2 separate regions of the Homo sapiens genome follow, and region 2 is linked to region 1. Evidence: chromatin contacts called from ENCODE Hi-C data. All regions are on one chromosome and are shown on one strand. Each heading gives the region's core, a stretch centred on a gene start or an enhancer-like site at or near the end of the contact. The rest is flanking DNA. Distances are from core to core; before and after follow the strand shown.

Region 1 (3,154 bases), core at 214-2,713:
TTTGTCGCCCAGGCTGGAGTGCAGTGGTGCGATCTCGGCTCACTGCAAGCTCTGCTTCCCGGGTTCACGCTCTCCTGCCTCAGCCTCCCAAGTAGCTGAGACTACAGGCGCCCACCACCACATCCGGCTAATTTTTTGTATTTTTAGTAGAGACGGGGTTTCACCATGTTAGCTAGGATGGTCTGGATCTCCTGACCTCGTGATCCGCCCGCCTCGGCCTCCCAAAGTGCTGGGATTACAGGCGTCAGCCACCGCATCTGGCCCGGAATCTACTTTTCAAAGTCTCCTAGATAAGTCTGGTTTGCAGCCAGAGTTAGGGGGCCAAAGTTCTGTGAGTGTTCAAGTAGCACTAGCCCAAGTCAACCGCTTCCAAAAAACTGCAACATACACAGGGTTTGACATCACATGGGTAGGGCAACAGAGAGAAATGGCATCAGATCACCACAAAATGTTCTCCGACTGGTACCCGGAGTAGCACTGACCCTGAGGCCCAACAGTGGAACTGCCACTATCTTAACCTGCAGTCACCAAACATGCAAGGAGTGGGCTGCAGCGCCCCATGAAGCAGGGTGCATAGCTCCCCACTTAATAGTTGTGTGACCCTGGAAAGTGACTGTGCCTCCTAGTCTGTAAATTCCGAAGAATAATAGGATCCACTTACTAAGTAGGGCTGAAGTAGATAACCAGGGTGGAACGTTTAGCTCAGTGTCTGACTCACAGCGCGAGCTAAATAAACGTCAGCGCCTGACTGCTAAATGTTCGGCCGCTTTCTTAACTAACATCTATGGACGCGTCCTCTGGGCCGGGCACTGGAAGTCAGCCAGGAGGCAACTCACAGCTCCCCCACTGTCGCAGCACGAGGGGCTCCCCAGGGGCTCTGGAGGGAAAAGGGGTGTGGTCGGGTACATCTATCAGCACATCCATGAATACTGCCGTATGTCCTATGATTAAGGAACCAGAAAAAAAGGCAGCTCCCAGATGGCAAAGGTCTGTCCTCCCAGAGGACGAGGCGGCCTCGGAGGAGGGGAACCACCAGGCTGAGCAGATGTTTGGGGCAGCCCTGACAGGGAAGGCGGGTCTGGAAGAGCAGCTGGGCACGTGCCCCGCCGGAGCGGGCCAGGAGAAGAGGACCAGAGCATCAGGCCCACACTTGTCCCTGCGTCCACGGCCACCAGGCGCTCCCCAATGCGCACGCCCAAGGGACGCCAGGCTCCAGCAGCCGCCCTGGGCCGCAGCCGGCGGCGAAGCCGCTGGGAGACGACCAGACAGGGCGGGGTGCGGGCCCGGCCTCACCACCCACCTCTCATCCGCCATCACGATGGCATCGAATATGTCCTGACTGCCAGCCATAGCGGCAAGCAGCCCGCCCTTGGCCCCCGGGTTTCTGCAGCCCCGCGGTGCCGTAGCAGACCCGGCAGCTTCAGGCACAAATGCTCCGCTTGGGAGGAGACGAGACCCACTTCCGGAAGCGGCGGCGCGGGGCAGGCCGGGTAAGAACGGCACGCGGGAGGGCCCAAAGCAGCCTGTACATGGCGCATGCGCGGCTGCAGCGGTGGGCGGGGCCGGCCTCGACTGAAGCCCCGCCCTGGGGTCCTTTCGCCCTGCCCAGCTCCAGCAAAGGGCCTGTCTGTCCGCGCTGGGAGCGTCCATTGGCCGCGCGCGTGGAGAGCCGACCTGTATTTTACCACTGCAGATAGAACCGAATTTCCCAAAGTGGCTCCGAAAGAACCAAGGAAGAAATGGGAAGTCATCAGCTGGCGCGGTGGCTCACGCCTGTCATCCCAGCACTTTGGGAGGCCGAGGCGCGCGGATCACCTGAGTTCGGGAGTTCGAGACCAGCCTGGCCAACATGGTGAAACCTCGTCTTTACTGAAAATACAAAAATTAGCCGGGCATGGTGGCAGGCGCCTGTAATCCCAGCTACTCGGGAGGCTGAGGCAGGAGAATCACTGGAAGCTGGGAGGCGGAGGTTGCAGTGAGCCGAGATCGCACCACTGCACTCCAGACTGGCGACAGAGCCAGACTCCGTCAAAAAAAAAAAAAAAAAGGGAAAAGAAATGGGAAGTCATCAAAGAACCGACGCCTCAGGAGGCTCCAGGCCAGGAGGCTCTGCATGTGGGATTTTGGGCAGAAATTTGTCGGTTTTAGTTCTCATATTTGTCATTTCCATGAGATGTGCTTTCTGAACACGATTTTTAAAAAGGGATTTCAAAGTCTAAGCGACAACGGAACTCAGATGAGAAACACCAGAAGCATTCCTAATAAAGTCAGTAGTAAAACCTCACGTGACCACTGAACATCTTTCTACCAGCCCTGGCCAATGCAGTAAAACATGAAGCAAGAAGTGGAAATACCAAAAAAAAAAAAAAAAAAAAAAAAAGGCAGAAATACTACTATTTGCAGATATGATGGCCCACGTGGAAAACCCAAATAGTCACCTAAGACGTTCTCAGAATCCATAATCGCAGCAAGTAGCTATGTGTATGATGAATAGGGAAAAAAACACTTTCTGTTATTCCAACAATAATTGGTAGTAACCTGAGCAGGGGTGGTGATGGGAAAATCGCCTTATGATAGTCATAATACATTTCTTAGAAATAAGAATTTCTAACAATTTGAGCAGGACCCATATAAGGAAAACTACAGCTCTACCATGATTGAGGATTGGGGAACTGAACAAGTGCAGTACCAAAGAAAATTCCATGAGATCTGGTAAAATGTGTCAAAATCCTAAACTTTTTCATCCGTATGAATAAACTAATAAAAATAACTAAGATGTTTTAGAAAAAAATGATTTTCATATCAGATATGAAAAGATAAAGTGTCAATATAAATATTGTGGTATGTTGGTTCAAGAAGTGGCAGACCAGTGAAATAAAGTAAATGGCCCAGACAATGGACTCTCATAGATGTAAAGCCTTCTCATGTGGTAAAAAGAAGAATTACAAATTAATTGGAGAAAGGAAATATTAACTAATAACTATAATGGAAAATTGGTTGTTTGGGAAAAGCTTGGTTCCATTTATGCCTCACACCATTCATCAAAATAATTCCAGATGAGTTAAAGAGTTAACTTAAAAAAATTAAGCACATTGGCTGGGCACGGTGGCTCACGCCTGTAATCCCAGCACTTTGGGAGGCCCAGGCAGGTGGA
Region 2 (3,019 bases), core at 277-2,776, 2.8 Mb after region 1:
CACTCTCTCAGCTGCTGCTTAGCTCCCCGGATCCAAATGAGATGCTAATCGGGATCAGCCAGTCCCCCAGCAGTTGCCCTTGGGCCTCCAGGAATCCACCTTCCTTCTCCTGCCAACTATCCCACATGGCAAGATCACCTCACAGCATGTGAGACCAGACACAGCAAAATCCTGAGACTGACAGACTCAGGCCGCTGAACTCCAAAAAGAGTCAAAATAACAGTACTGTAAAAATGTTGGGAAACTATCCTTCACTATATAAATAAAGAAATTGGTCAGACGCGGTGGCTCACGCCTGTAATCCCAGTACTTTGGGAGGCCAAGGCGGGTGGATCAGGAGGTCAAGAGATCGAGACCATCCTGACCAACAACTAAAAATACAAAAATTAGCTGGGTGTGGTGGCCCGCACCTGTAGTCCCAGCTACTTGGGAGGCTAAGGCAGGAGAATAGCTTGAACCCGGGAGGCGGAGGTTGCAGTGGGCCGAGATTGCGCCACTGCACTCCAGCTTGGCGACAGAGCAAGACTCCATCTCAGAAATAAATAAATAAATAAATAAATAAATAAATAAATAAATAAATAAATAAATTGAGGTCAAGCTGGCATTAGAACCGAGTCAGGTTGTTCCTGACTCTGGCACCTTTGGTGGCGGGGGGTAGGGGGGAGCGGTTTGGCAACTTCTCTAAACCATCTGGCGGTTGCCCTTAAAACACCCCATAATTTCCGTTTCCTGGAGATCTCAGGAAAGAGGAATTGGACCAGGCAGAATATGAGAAACATAAGGGGACCATGCTATAATATTAGATGTTTAGTCCAATATCCCCATTGTACAGATGGATAAAATGATGCCCAGAGAGGGGAAGCGGATCTATGGTACGAGATTATACAACTCCGAGGTGATGAGGTCTCTAGGGCAACACCCTGCCCCTGTAACCAGATGATGTCTGAGTCCCTCCAAGACTTAGGCTCTAAGGATCTAAACCTATAAGTACCTCCCACCCTCCTAAGATACGAAGTTAGGACAATCTTCCCGCCTCTCCCTTCCTCAAACCCAGATCTCATAATCACCCTTGTTGGACGGACTCTTGCTGTAGCAATGAACCACCAGCGCTGCGGCCAGGGCGCACATGCCCAGTCCGGCCCTGCTGGGGACCCCGTTCCAGCTGTCCTGTCCTGGGAGTGTTTCTTCGGGACCAGGAAGGCGTCCCCAAGTGGCAGCCGCGAGGCATTTGGTATCGAAGCGTCCTCCCTGGCGCCCCCCGGTGGCTGCCCCACGTCCGGAGAACAAGGCCGGCGATGTTCCAGGGCGCCCCCCGGTGGCTACCCTCAGCCACTGCGGCTCCCCGAGACTCCCAGTAGTCACATTCCGGCCGGAAGCACCTCCATGGCCCCGGAGCGTTGGGGACCTGAGCAGCCGGAGGAGTAGCCGTGGCGCCAGTGCTTTTCTCCTCAACACCAGGGACCCCAGCATCTTGACAGCTGCTTCGATAACCCCGTGGTGCCGGCCCCTGTGCTGACCACGTCCAACATGGCTGCCGCGGCGCGTTCGAAGACGCCGCGAACAGGGTGGAGTTGCGCACTACCTCACGGGAGAGGTAGTCCACAGCCCTAAGCCTTTCCCCAGCTGGAGAATAAATAAACTACGTTTCCCAGAAGGCTGTGGGATTGCGTCACAATGACTGCGGGATTATAGAAGCCCGGGGCATATTGGGAAATAGAGTTCGGGTGAAGGGGCGTGGCGATTAGAGTTAAAGATTAGAATCCCAAGACTTCTTTCCTAGTTTAGTTGAAGCACACGACACACTTTTTTTTTTTTTTTTTTTTTGAGACGGAGTCTCGCTCTGTCTCACAGGCCGGAGTGCCGTGGCGCGATCTCGGCTCACTGCAACCTTCGTCTCCTGTGTTCAAGCAATTCTCCTACCTCAGTCTCCCGAGTAGCTGGGATTACAGGCGCCCGCCACCATGCCCAGCTAATTTTTGTATTTTTAGTGGAAACGGGGTTTCACCACGTTGGCCAGGCTGGTCTCTAACTCCTGACCTCAGGCGATCCGCCCGCCTCGGCCTCCCAAAATGCTGGGGTTACAAGCGTGAGCCACCGCGCCCGGCCCACAATTTTTGACTGGTGTAAATTACCCAAGAATCTTCAGCAGAGGCATATTATGAAACTTATGCTTATTTAGTTTAGCCTATCTCTTTTTTCAGCCTGGGCGGCCTTTCAAAAAGATGTTTAGGGTAACTACTGCACCTGAGATAGGAATACATTTTATTTGAAGAGTTGACTTCCGGTCTTTTTTTTTTTTTTTTTTTTGAGACAGAATCTCACTCTGCCGCCCAAACTGGAGTGCAGTGGCGCCATCTCGGCTCACTGCAACCTCCGTCTCCCTGGTCCAAGCGATTCTCCCACCTCAGCCTACCGAGTAGCTGGGATTACAGGCACGCACCACCACGCTTGGCTAATTTTTGTATTTTTAGTAGTAGAGACGGGGTTTCACCATGTTGGCCAGGCTGGTCTCCAACTCCTGACCTCAAGCGACCCACCTGCCTCAGCCTCCCTAAGTACTGGGATTACTGGCGTGAGCCACTGCGCCTGGCCCTGATTGTGTTATTTTTAAAGGGCTTTCAAGTGGGTCATCTCATCTGATCCTCATGGCAGCTGTGTGTGAGAAGCTGGGCAAGAACTGTTATTCCCGTCTACAGTGAAGGGAATTGAGGCTCAAAGGTGAAAAGATTTGCCAGTAAATCACCTGGAGTAAAGTAATGCTCAGGTCTTCTGATTTTGAGCATATAGTTTCCATTAACACCTGCACTCCCATCCCGCCCCCTCTTTTCCAAACTGAACCCATAGGTAGGCAAAGGAGGAAGTTCTTCTTTGTGCCAGTTCTGTTTCTTCCAAGTCTTGTACGTCTGCTCAGACTTCACATGATCAGAGTCTTCCCTGACCATTCTGGTTAAAATAGTAATCCTACGCACCCCATCCTAATTTTCCTTCACAGCATTTATCACCATCTGACATACTACAT

What was found. Hi-C counts contacts between places; a loop is a spot of excess contacts on that map. Pooled maps may share reads with other maps.
Region 2: a map of CD8-positive, alpha-beta T cell shows a loop between it and region 1 (8-fold over the local background). The contact joins the promoter of CLPB here to the promoter of LTO1 in region 1. A Hi-C loop is called at or near these places in 2 of 168 maps with a recorded cell type or tissue (CD4-positive, alpha-beta T cell and CD8-positive, alpha-beta T cell) and 5 of 50 pooled maps.

The regions. Positions count from the first base shown.
Region 1 is chr11:69,673,890-69,677,043 of GRCh38, forward strand. It overlaps LTO1 (LTO1 maturation factor of ABCE1), which reads right to left and starts at 1,464. Exons shown (of 5, transcript NM_153451.3): 1 at 1,301-1,464. The coding sequence starts at 1,350. RefSeq lists a silencer at 1,046-1,135 and enhancers at 1,256-1,756, 1,626-1,825.
Region 2 is chr11:72,433,005-72,436,023 of GRCh38, forward strand. CLPB (ClpB family mitochondrial disaggregase) reads right to left here and starts at 1,527. Exons shown (of 16, transcript NM_001258392.3): 1 at 1,068-1,527. The coding sequence starts at 1,470. RefSeq lists enhancers at 1,149-1,608, 1,672-2,478.